Regions from separate parts of the Homo sapiens genome. Here region 1 is linked to region 2. A link is a contact called in ENCODE Hi-C data. All regions are on one chromosome and are shown on one strand. The core of a region is the stretch at or near the end of the contact, and the rest is flanking DNA. Distances in the headings are between cores, read along the strand shown.

Region 1 (6,904 bases), core at 1,092-3,591, 1.5 Mb before region 2:
GGGTCTTACTCTGTCACCCAGACTGGAGTGCAGTGGCACAATCTCGGCTCACTGCAGTCTCTGCCTCTTGGGTTCAAGCAATTCTCCTGACTTGGCCTCTTGCCTTTCATAATCCACCAGGAGAAGAATATGCCTCAGATAGCTAATGGGATTTGGGAACATGTGAAGCAGGCCTGATCCCAACTTGAGGCTTTGATATAAGCCCAGCTGTCCTGCAAAAGAAGCAGAGCATCCCAGATCATCCACAGGCTCATGAACAAGGAAAATAAAGGCTTATTTTTATGAGCCACTGAGTTTTGGAGCTGTTTATTACTCAGCATTGTAACAATAGCTGACTAATATATCCCATATTTCGTGTTCAGTGACATATATATCTGTGAAAATTGATTGATAGAATCATATCCTTATATTAACTCTCAGTCCCGCAATATGCAATGACAAGGAGCTTTGAAGACTCAAATAATCAAGTACAACCCAATGACCAGTGTTTTTTGCTAATATCAATGGGGACCCCAGACAAATAATAAACACTAGATAATATTCCATAATGAAGTTGGAGAAGAAGTAAATAGAGTACAAGAATCAACAAAAATGTAAGAAAATCCTAAAACCGTAAGAGCCTTATAAAAATAGCTGGAGTGGGCAAGAATGTGTGAGTTTAACCAAGCCATCTGCCTTCTGCTCCGCTGGCAAACAATTCAGTTATACAGTACAGCTCTTGATTAAATATAAAAACACTTCTCCCACCCTTTTTCTGTCATAATAATAATTTTGGTGCATTTCTTTGTATACATTGTTTTTTATATACTGCAAGAATTTTTCATGTGGCTAAAAACTACTGAGTCTCAATATTTTTCTGATTCGCTACCATTGACTTACCTAAGATATTTCCACTAGGACAATATAGATTACATATAATGTTTTTTTCATAATCGTTATTTGAAATGGCTGTATAATCTTCCATTGAGTGGATGCACCATAATCTAGTTAAACTATTTCCTGTTGTTAGATTTTAGGCTGTGACTAATTTTTCACTATTATGAATAATTTTCCTGTGAGAAGTGCAAACCGTAGGCATATTTTTTTAATCTCTGGATTATTTCCTTAGTACAAATACCCAGGAGATTCTACTAGGTGAAAGGATGAGAATATTTTAAAATCTCCTGATAGCCAGGTGCAGTGGCTTGCACCTGTCATTCTACTTACTTGGGAGACTGAAGCAAAAGGATCCCTTGAGCTCAGGAGTTCAAGAACAGCTTGGGCGACATAGCAAGACCCTGCCTCTAAAAATTACTAAATAAATAAAACTAAAAGATCTCAATACATATAGCTAAATCAATTTCTAAAAGACGTTTCTAATTCTACTGGTAATGTACTATAGTACTAACAAACATTAAATATTATTATAAATGTTGCTATGCTTTGTAGCCAAATGAATGGAAGGGGTATCTTATCACTTTTAAAATTAAAAGTGAGGTGGAACATTTTTCCATGTTTGTTAACTAGATGATCTCTTCTTCTCAATATCTATTTACTTTATTATACCACGAAGGACTTGAAGAGCTTTCAAGTAGTGTTTGTCAGTAAGAAAACATACTCTTTTTGTTTCTTTTTTATGTAGGTGTTTTGTGTGGGTCACTCCATGGATTCATAGGTGAATCTATTCCCTCAAAATGAATCTATTGGGAACATTCTTTAAAAAAAAACAAACAAACAAAAGTAACAGAGCAATAGCAAGATCTTTCTGAAAAAGAAATTGCTGGCACATTTTACCAGCATTTACCTTGATCCAAATCATTGAGTTTAGAGAGAGATCCAGTCAATTTAGCAAATCAGCCAAAAGCAACAGTATATGACAGATCAAATTCCATTGGAACAAATACCACACAGACTGGGCAATTCCAGGGGCAGATATAAGACAAATGAGGGGAAGTTGAAGGGAGATAAGATTGTTGGCTGATAGAAAGGAATTTCTAACAACTAACTCGAGCCCCAAATAGACAACAAAGGAGCAACAAAGATGCAAAGATGGTCAGGAGGAGTTTGGAGGATTCATGCAGGAGGGTGTGGGAGGCCTTGTGGTGAGTAGACTGGATAGGACCCCTAAAGTCCCTTCCAACTCTATTTTCCTTAGAGTGGCCCTTGGACCTGAACTTCCTGGTCCTGGGAATAGGAGATTGCTTTGTACAGGACAGAAAAAGAGGAAGAACCTGTCCCTCTCTTCTTGAGGGTGGGGCTGACCATAGTCAGAATTTTGAAATAGAGTTTATCTTTGGCATCTTCTCACTTCCCTTTCTGTACTTTTGCTTACCAGCTGCCCAGTATTCCGATGGGGGTGTTAGCCTCTAAGCAGTGCCACTCCTGCATTACTTCTTTCTCTTTAACCACTTCAAAACTCCCATTCTCTTAACACAGCTAACCTCAGCTAGCTGTTGAAAGGAAAGCAATCTGTTTGAACCATTTCACTCTAAAGCATGACCGACTGATAGTATCATGATCTTCCCAAACAGATACGAATTTTCAAAACAAGATGTTTCTAAAGCCAATGGCATCTTTAACAACATGTGGTAAATTAAACCCCACTTAATAACCCTTCTGAAGTTCAAGTTCCAGCTACATTAATTACTGTCCCTCAGTATTGAGGAAATTACTAGGCCATCCTGTGTTTCAATATTCTTATCAGAAAATGAGGAAGAAATACAACTAAACCATATAATTTATATAAGCTGCCTGGCATAATGCTTGACACATGGGTCTTATTGTTAGTTATTATTGTCCCCTTTGCAGTCATCCATGCAGAGGTGTAATCATGTATTTCTTACTCTCATAACGCATATTCCTTGGGCTGGGAGGTGAGTCTCCAAGTCAGAGTCTGGGCAGCTGACATCCTTGTTGTGTAAAAGGAGGATTTCCTCAAGTTCAGCAGCCTCTATTATCCTTTTCTATCACATTATTTCCTGCCATTACATTTTTTTCCATTCTCTTTACTTTGTGTTTTATTTGTTTGTTTGTTTGTTTGTTTGTTTGTTTGATGGTTGAATTAGGAAGTTAAATTTTGATTTGAAAGTTTGGTTAATTTATTCTCCATGTCTCTTCTTTTCTGATATGGACATTGAAAGCTATAGATTTCCCTCTGAACAACATGTTGACCATACCCCACAGATTTTGTAGAGTAATGCTTCTGTGCCCATTCATATTTATGTGATTTATAATTTCCATTTGATTTTGTCCTTAGCCCAAGAGTTATTTCATTATTGATTTGTAATTCATAAACAGTCTTATTATCTCTATATTCTTATAATAAATAAATGTAGCACTTTAGGCGTTAGAGGGCCAGCAAGCATTTGGTGGCTACACAGCCTCTTCTCTTCATCTTTAGAAATGATGGATCTCAAAAATTTCCATTAAGTACAGGTATGCTTTAAATGAAAATATGCTTCATTAAACATATTTTCAAAATAATGCAGTATTGTGCTTTCAGTAAACCACAGCAATAGCTATCCATTTAAATCATATCCTTCAACAACAAACCAACTTTGTTCTGTTAACATGGTGAAAAACGATAAAACCTATAATTAAAATAAAAGTATGCTAAGCCAGAAAAATAAAAATTGTGTGTGTGTGTGTGCACGTGTGTGTGTAAGAGAGAGAGAGAATGGGTGAGAGAGATTTATCTTCAACAATAAGCTAAAATTTGGCAATGTCTTATTAGTGGTTTCAGCCAAGGAAATCTAATTATGTAACTGTTGTTATTTTTATAGCCACATTTGTGAGTTCTCTAATGATTTTAAGATTGCCTTATCTTAATGAGAAAGCAGAACTGACATCCTCCCAAACTGGGCTAGTTGTTTACTTATTTGAAGATTTATCTTTTCCCTACAAGTACTAGAGTCCAAGTTATCAGCACGTTAATGTGACAGTTAAGAGGCCATACTCCACTGTATATTTGGATTGTATGGGGTGACCAGTGCTCTGGTTTGCCCAGGACTGGGGGTTTCCCAAGATATGGAACTTTCCATGCTAACATGGGGACAGTCCCAGACAAACAGACACTGTTGTTCACTCTACTTATTTCCCAACAAGTCAGAGCATTGTCCAGGCCCATCTTAACAAGCAGGTACACCAAGCTAACTATCATTGACTTTGTATGATTCAAGGACTACCAGGAAGACCATTCTGTCCCCCAAATTACCCACAGACTCTAATAACACTATCCTCTTTTCCAGCCGGAAACCTCTACCATTAGAGTCATTCCTTCAGTTTTCTTTTTACCTAAAATTACATATCAAAGACCTAGGCATTATCTTCAAAAGGCCTTTATTACAAAGCCCAAATCTGGAAAATAAGACAGTTTCGGACTCTGACATTTACTACATCCCAGGTACATTGGACTACTAAGATATAAGACATTTTTCTACCCATAGGACCATCTGATACAGGTGGGAGGGAGATGTGTGGTAAGTACTGTAGAGCAGCAGACATAAAGTGTTACAGGAGTGGGAAGGGGGATCCCTGGGTGATGGTAGCAGAGGGGAAGTCAGGGGTTTCAGGAGAGATGTGGTGAATGCAGAACTTAGGCCCACAAGATCTCATGCTCCAAAAATAGGCTGAGGGAGAAAGCCATGTCCAAAAAGCAAAATGTCCCTACTTTACCAAACTCTACTTTAAAACTGAGTTTTGAACTCAGAAATATCTTCTTTGACCATTAAAAAATCCTAATGTGAATGTTGGAAGAAAGATATGTGTGTGTTTAAATATATATTACATATTAACTAAATATATATTATATATTTAATTAAAATTAAAGTAAACTTAATAGTGTAAATCACTTATGAAATTCAAAGGGAACTGCAAACTCAATTAAAAACTATTTTTTTTCTGGGGAGAGTAGCAATTCAAAGACCCAAATACAAGAAAAAATTGTAGCTTTTGTGGGTAATGGGCTTGGCTTTGTCGTTGCTGTTGCTGTTGTTCTCGTTACTTGTATTTCTTTCTGTTTCATTTCCCAGAAATAAAAACTGTTTCCCTTTCATTATTTCCACTTTCCAAATTACATTACACACTAACTGAATCAGCTTTCATTCTCCGCTCACAATTAAAGCTTCCAACCCACATTTCCCTTCTCCTGATTTTTACATGTCAGAAACCTAACTGTACAATTGGTGCCAGCTTCCTAGTTTGCTCCTACTCTTTCTAACAGCACAGCTTGGCACTTTCTTCAGGAAGCACTATAACTGTTTAAGGAGATAATGGAGACTGATATATTTTACATTACCTACCTCCATGTTATGAGTGGGAAAACCAAGGCATATCAAAGTTCAGAAGTGAAATGGAATTCTTAGGTCACAAAAAGAATCATGCGAGGGAATTGTGGACCCCTCCACGAATCTCTTGGCCAGACACTCTCTTGATGTTTATTTAGAAGAGGTAACCCTAGGGACAAGAACAGGGACTGAATTGTGGAGAGGAATCACACATAGGGTAGAGGTTGTAGGTGATGTCTAAAGTCCCTTCCGAGTCTAAGATTCTGTAAAATTGCTTTTTTGGGGTTTCTTCGAACCTTGGCTTAATGAGCCTTTCCTTGTGCCAGGTATATTCTGAGCTGGGTGCCTTCCTCTAGCCGCTTTTCTGTAAGGAAACAACTGAATGACCCAACTCCTAAATCTGGACTTCCTGCTGCTGCTGCTCTCCCAAGTCAGAAATCAAACAAAAACTAACAAACATTAAACAATAAAAACAAAAACAAAAATTAACAAACACCGAGTGAGCATATTTTGTTTACTGGCTGCTAAACTAGGTCTGGGCAAAGTTTTAATAGTTGGCAACATGACAAGAAAAACGAAACTGTTAAAACACCATGAATTTAAAAAAATAAATAAATAAGGATAATTAAAGATGTCAGCAGGAAGTATTATACAGTGATGGGGGGTGAGTGTATTGGGATTCTGTGACCTTGAACAAATTATTCAAGATCACTAATCCTTTACCACATCTGTAAAAGGGAACAATAATGGTGCATTCCTCGTAGGACAGTCATGAGGTTCAAATGAGGTGATTATGTGAAATGCTTAATGGTGCTGGAAGCACAGAGCACATATTCAGACTTGATTCATCCATTGGCTTCTCCACATGCTCTCTGTCCTTCTCCAGGCTCCCTTGCCCTGGGAGGCTAGCCTATATGGCTTCTGCCTGGGTTTGCTTGCCTGAGAGGCCCAGTAGGAGCATGGGGGAAGGAAAGAAGGGGAAAGTGAGGCGTGTATTCTCCAGCTCCCTCCCTGGAGGGTTGCCATGGGGCTGTCAAGGTTTCTTGACAGTTGGACACAAGGCCTGCAAAGTGTCCCTTCCCACACAGCCTTCAAGCCTAGATGAGGTAATGGTACCTTGCTGTGGGTCATTGTGCTCTCCCTGGCAGTTCCTTACATGCTCGCTGAACCACTGTAAATTGTCCTTCTGTTAAACTCTGCTCAGATTACCCAAATGGAGTGCACTGTTTGATAGAGTAGCCAGTAACAGCCCTAGCAGAGCAGTAGCAGTTGCAGTTATTTCGAGTATGAGATTAAGCACCAAATGAATTTTAAGACATGCAAAATACATAATTAAGCGGGAATAAATTCCCCCACCTGCAGAAGGCAGCTGAAATACCTCAGATACAGACCATCCCACATGTCTTAGACCTTTTTATAACATCCCTGAGGAATAGCTCTCTCTTTGAAAAATCTTCTCTTATTAGGGTTGCCACATTTAGAAAACAATGACAAAAACAAACAGGAAGCCCAGTTAAATTTGAATTTCCGATAAACAATAAATAGTTTTTTTTTTCTTTTTTTGAAATGGGGTCTCGCTCTTGTTGCTTAGGCTGGAGTGCAATGGCATGATCTCGGCTCACCGCAGCCTCCGCCTCCCG
Region 2 (6,541 bases), core at 504-3,003:
AAAAGGCCCGACAACTTATGCTTTTGTGTTTTCGAGAGAGAGGATCATCATGTAAGAATCTGACCGTTCTCCTAGAGAGACCCAGTGGAAAAGAGGCCACATGGAGAGGGAGAATTTCTGAGATTACATGGAGAGAGATGCTTAGCCATGCTAGTATCCTAGCTGATCTCATTTCTCACCTGCTGGCTGAAAGCAGTAGTATGAATGACCACCAGCAAGATGACTGTAAGAACTGCCTAGTTGAGCCCTGCTCAGATTGCAGAATTATGACCAAATAAAATGGTGGTTGTTGTGCCAGTAAGTTTTGGGGTGGTTTGTTACACAACAAAAGAAAAGCAAAAGAAACATGCGACAATATTCTTGAAAATAAAAGCCTTGCTAAAAGATGTTTACTTTTCTCGGCCTACCTTGACAGTTTTGGTCTTTCCTTGGCTTGCCAATACCAGCTAACAAAAGAGAAATAGTAATGAACAACTCTTTTCTCTTCCAGAAGCCCGCGATTTTGGCCTATACTTGGGTGAATCTGAGGTAAACTCAATCTCTGTTCTGAGTCTCTTCAGAGAAATCTCAAGAGATAGGGTTGCCTCCTAAGTCAAGTATCTGATTCTTCTTTTCTGTCGATTTCCCACTTCCAGTTTTCTGTGGTTTTAAAAAAATTTCTTACTATCAGAGTATAGTTGGTTTTGGCCTCAGTCAGCCAAGTAAGACAAGATGGACTAGGCTTTCCTCCTCACTTTTACTTGTTTCTGTTGTCCCCAAAAGATTTGAGAGGCCGTTTAGGACTGAGAGTGGCTCTGAGACCAGTAATCACCTTTGTTTTTGATGATTCACATATTAGTTAACAGGAAAGATGTGATAAATTGTTTATGCAGTTTATTTTTTCCTGTCTCACAGATCTGTTTCACTCTCATTTAAGTACTGAAATACAGATTTTTTTCATAAGTTTCTATTAGAGATAAGAATCAGTGATCTAAAAATTTTAAGTATATTTTTAAAAAATCAAACTAAGTGAGGGTTTGTTTTTTTTGGTTAAGATCTTTTTGTCCTGAAAATTATAAATTCAGAATATTACAGAACTTGATCAACTTCCAGAATGGTGGAGTGAGGGCCTCAGTGAATTTGTGCTGCCTATACAACAACAAAAATATGGGTAAAATAATGAAAATCAGCCATTTTAGAATTCTGGCAATTAAGCAGGAGTATGAATTGAAAATCATCTGTCCAAGAGAAAACTAGTGAATCTTGGGAAGACCAGTGGGGTCTGCGATATTTTAACTTGGGGTTATTCTCATCTCTCTCTCCAGCTTAGTGGTGTAGCTAAAAGCTGGCAGTATTGCAGACAATGGAGAGAGCTGACCACTTCTGGAGCCCCATTGAAGGCACTATCCCCAGAGCACAGTTAATATTTTGTCCCAACTTGCAGCTCCCTGGGAAAACTCTTTTCAGAGAGAGTGGCTGGATATTTGATTTGACTCTGAACTCAGCTCAGTTGGGGGAAGAAAAAGCTTACCCCCAGGGCATTACTGAAACAATAGCAAACTGTTGGCAAAATGTCAATTGCCTAAGGCTGTGATTTCAGTTGAGGCAAAGGAAGAATCTGGCCAGGAATTTAAAAGGAAAGTCTGGAGAACTAGCCAACTATAGGGAACTTTGGAAAGCTCTGGCATATTCCTGGGTATTTAAAAGGCTGTACAATGTGCAAGTCTGTACACATGCCCGGAAATGACCTGGGAAAGGAGAATGTCACCTCTGACTGATCTTGAGGCACTGTGTAAGCAGGAAGTGAAAATCAGTGCTATTTGTAAGCTTCCTGAAGTTTGAAGGTATGACTTCTCATGAAGATTTCTTTGGCAAAAGGTAGAAGACATATAGGCAAAGCATTTAAGGAAATCTTTTAAATGATCATTGGTTGACTACTACATTTTACTGGTCCAGGTATGACTTCTTGGAAGCCAGGCTTACAAATAAAAACAAGATCCTAAAAAAAAAAAAAAAAAAAGTTCTAGCAGAGAACTCGGTGGCCACACACTACGGGGAATACAGGATCTGTAAAATTCGTTCATGAAAGTACTAAAGAATCAGCATCAAGAAAAACAACACACTGATGATTAAAAAATTTAGGGGAATAATGTGGAGCAATCTGATATGAGATTTGTTAAAATATATTACCTAAAATGTTCAGTTTTAACAAAAATTGAGAAATGCAAAGAAACAGGAAATAAAACACACAGAGACAAATAATAAAAAACGAACAAAAAAAGTCCCTGTGGGAGCCTAGATTTTAGACTTTGTAGTCTTTAAGTTAGCTATTACAAATACATTCAAAGAACTAAATGAAACCATGTCTAAAGAATTAAAGGGAAGCATCAGAATGGTGTTTCACCAGAGAAAGAGTATCAATAAAGATAGAAATTATTAAAAAACAAGGAAGTTCTGGAGCTTAAAAGTATAATAACTGAAATGAAAAATTCACTAGAGGAGCTCAACAACAGATATAAATTGGCAAATGAAGGAATCTTTTAACTCGAAGTTAGGTCAATAGAGATTGTTCAATGTGAGGATCAGAAAGAAAAATGAACAGAGTCTCAAAAGACTTATGTGACTCCATTAAATGTTGTGCCAACATGGACATTATAGGATTCCCAGAAGATGAGAATGAGGCAGAAAGAATATTTAAAAAAAAATGGCAGAAAACTTTCCAAACTTGCTGAAAAATATTACTCTGTGCTACACATCCAAGAAGCTCACTGTAATCCAAGTTGAATAAGCCCAAAGTGATCCATACCTAGACCCATCATAGTTGAATTTAAAGAAAAATCTTGAAAGTAGCAGGAGAAAAATGACTTGTTACAAGGAATCCTCAATAGGCTTAATAGCTGACTTACGAGAAACCCTGGAGGCTAGAAGACATTTTCAACATTGAAAGTAAAAGACTGTCAACCAGTAATTCTCTATTTAGCTAAACTTTTCTTCAAAACTGAAAGTGAAATTAAGACGTTTCCAAATAGATAAAAACTGAAAGGATTCTCACGAACTCTAAGAAATGTTAAAGGGAGTCTTTCAGGTTGAAATGAAAGGACACTTAATGGTAAATTTTAATCCGTGTGAAGAAATAAAGAGGAATGGTTAAAGGTAACTACAGGCATTATGAAAGACATGTACAAATAGATTGAATAATAGATTGAAGTTTTTGTTAGGGATAGGCTCTAAATCCATGTCTTTTGTATAGTATAAATTGTGATTCTGTATTGGAATTATACTTTGCTGTCTGGAGAAGTGTTTATAAAAGTAATGAAAATTTTGGTTTCAGGTAAAACAAAAATTAGAACAAAAATTATACTGAAAATAATTATTACATAAATTTTGAATGATAACTATGAGCTAGTGACATATATGTATTACATCATTTTCTCATTACAATATCTCACTAGGGTGTGTTATCTAGATTTTATAGATGGGGAAAATTGAATTAAGAAAGAAAGTGACTTGCCCAAGGTCATTTAAGTAGTAAGTGGTGGAGCTAGGATTTGAGCTGTGGTCTGTTTAACACTAAAGCCCAAGCTTTTAAATACTGCTTTACACCTTAATATCCGGTGCTTTAATATTCTTGGCCTTCTTTCAAAAACTTCCCTCTTCCTGTCAATTCCAATAAATGCGTTTTTGTTTGTAACATTTTTTTCTCCAGTTATTTAAAACACAACTGAATAAAGCAATTCTTATAAAGTTGTATTGATGGGCTTATGATACATAAAAGATGGATTCCTTCATAGTTTTACAGATATGGTTCTCTTCTGGAATTTATAATACAACATGAATGCATCACTACCTTATAAGGCAGAGATAAGGTGCTGTTTGTCTGTGCCTCTAGTTTCTAAAATTGACTTGGTTTAATGGCATCATCTTAATGGTGATTGCTGTCACTGAGCTACTTCATCTCTTCCCCTGTTTTCAAGCAGTCCATAAATACTAAACTTTGCATCAATGCTGATAAACTAGCTACCTTCCAGTGCCCTATATTTGATGATCCTCTCTTGGCACTTAATAAGTTCAGCTTATAGATGATGTTTATGATTATATTCTGTGGGCAGCAAGCCATCCAGATGCCGAGGCAAGAGACCAGGGGCACGAGTTGTTCCAGTGTAATAAAGAACATAAAACAACAAGAGTTATACTAGATCTACATAGACATGATTATATATGAATATCATATGAATTATATGTATATATTATATATATTATATATGAGTATCATTAATCATTTGTAGCAATTACTCTTTATGCCAATATTATAATAATACTCGCTCTATAATCATAACCTAGGAAAAACTAGGCCATACAGAGATAGGAGCTGAGGGGACATAGTGAGAAGTGACCAGAAGACAAGAGTGTGAGCCGTCTGTCATGCCTGGACAGGGCCACCAGAGAGCTCCTTGGTCTAGCGGTAACGCCAGCGTCTGGGAAGATGCCTGTTGCCAAGCAGACTGTGGTCTAGTGGTAGCGTCAGTGCGAAGGGAAAACACCTACTACTTAGCAGACTGGGAAGGGGAGTCTCCCTTTCCCCAGGGGAGTTTAGAGAAGACACTCTACTCCACCTCTTGTGGAGGGCCTGACATCAGTCAAGCCTGCCCACAGTTATCTGGAGGCCTGACTGTCTCCCTGTGATGCTGTGCTTCAGTGGTCACCCTCCTAGTCCACTTTCATGTTCCATCCTGTACACCTGGCTCTGCCTTTTAGGCAGCAGTAGCAAAATTAGTGAAAGTACTAAAAGTCTCTGATATGCAGAAACAATATTGTAATATTATGCAGAAATAATAGCGTATGCTATTGCATACGCTGTATATGCGATATGCAGAAATAGTAGCATAAGCTGTCCTCTCTCTCTCCCTCTCTCTCTGTCTGCCTTGGCTGCCAGGCAGGGAAGGGCCCCCTGTCTAGTGGACATGTGACTCATGTGACCTTGTCAATCATTGGAGATGACTCACACTCCTTACCCTTCCCCTTTTGCCTTGTTTCCAATAAATAACAGCACAGCCTGGCATTCGGGGCCACTACCGGTCTCTGCGTCTTGGTGGTTGCGGTCCCCCGGGCCCAGCTGTCTTTTCTTTTATCTCTTTGTCTTGTGTCTTTATTTCTACAATCTCTCGTCTCTGCACACGGGGAGAAAAACCCACTGACCCTGTGGGGCTGGACCCTACAGTGTTCAAGATGAAGATATAATGCTTATAAGCATCCATTTATAACTGTTTATAGTTGGCAACCTACCTTCCTTCCTTCCTTCCTTTTTCTTTTTCTTTCTTTTTTTTTTTTTGGAGACAGGGTCTTGCTCTGTTGCCCAGGCTGTTAGTGCAGTGGCACAATTATAGCTCACTGCAGCCTAGATCACCTGGGCTCAAGCAATCTTCCTGCCTCAGCCTCCCGAGTAGCTAGGACTATAGGCATGTGTCACCACACCCAGCTAATTTTTTACTTTTTGTGGAGATGGGATCTTCCTGTGTTGCCCAGGCTGGTCTTCAACTCTTGGTTGCCTCAAGTGATTCTCCTTCCTTGGCCTCCCAAAGTGCGGAGATTACAGGCATGAGCCACCATACCTGGCTGCTAGTTTGGTCATTTTCTGTTTCACAGACATTTAGATTGATTAGGGTTCTAATGGTGTATTGTTGCAAACCTGTCTTTGATTCTTTTAAAGATTATACTGCAATATTTTGTGGTTTGGGCAAATAAGCACTGTTTCTGGAGACAAATCTGTATTCAGAGTCTTGGCTGCCACTTGTTGGCTGACTTACTTTTAGATATGTTTCTTCTGAGTCAGTAATCTCATCTATAAATTGGAGACAGTGATACTAAACCTTTTAACTTTAATTTTAAAAGCGTCATTGATATTATGAGCTTCTATGAGTTTGTGTTTCGGGGAAGTCTTATAACCAATGAGACAATCACGGAATTTCCTTCTTGCAAATGGTGTAGGTAAAGGAACTTTGAAACTTCAGTGGTACTTTCATAGTCTGTATTTGACAAGGGATCTTTTCTGATGAGATTGGTTCTTGTAGTTTGACTGTTAATAGAAAAAGTTAAAACAGTAGGTCATAAAAAGTGCTGCATACTTCTCACTAACATTTTAACTTGAAATGTGCAAAATGTATAAATAGACTGTTTTTGTGACTAGGACCAAGGGCCTTTTTTTCAATATAGGCTTGCTGATTGGAACTGCAAGTCTTATATAAATCTACATCTATAACAAGTCATATCCAGTTTATGCTTTATTTCTTTAATATAGATTAAAAAATTGAGACACTTGCAGAGCAGTGGTTCTCAAAGTGTGGTTCCCAGCCCAGCAGCCTCAGCATCATGGGAATTTCATAGCATGCAAATTCTTTGGTTTTACTCCAGACCTACTGAATCAGAAACTATGGAAGGTGGGGCTCAGTATTCTATGCTTGGCTTCCATGCTACATTTTCAGAAACATTATATTCTATATTTTATTATTTTTCCCAGGTTTAAAAATATTTCTCTTATCTTTGCCTATTTCAACAGCAGTATTTT

Evidence for each region. Hi-C counts contacts between places; a loop is a spot of excess contacts on that map. Pooled maps may share reads with other maps.
Region 1: a map with no recorded cell type shows a loop between it and region 2 (8-fold over the local background). The contact joins two enhancer-like sites. A Hi-C loop is called at or near these places in 2 of 37 single-sample maps with no recorded cell type and 4 of 50 pooled maps.

The regions. Positions count from the first base shown.
Region 1 is chr9:4,934,653-4,941,556 of GRCh38, reverse strand. No RefSeq gene overlaps it. Among named protein-coding and RNA genes, the nearest start is that of JAK2, 47 kb to the left of the region's middle. Within about 2 kb of position 2,341, at least 4 of the 41 ENCODE cell types and tissues checked have a DNase peak (open chromatin) inside an H3K27ac peak, as active enhancers do.
Region 2 is chr9:3,473,868-3,480,408 of GRCh38, reverse strand. All of the region lies in intron 1 of RFX3 (regulatory factor X3), which reads left to right. Among named protein-coding and RNA genes, the nearest start is that of RFX3, 49 kb to the left of the region's middle. RefSeq lists enhancers at 1,867-1,916, 939-2,138, 4,658-4,807. Within about 2 kb of position 1,753, at least 7 of the 41 ENCODE cell types and tissues checked have a DNase peak (open chromatin) inside an H3K27ac peak, as active enhancers do.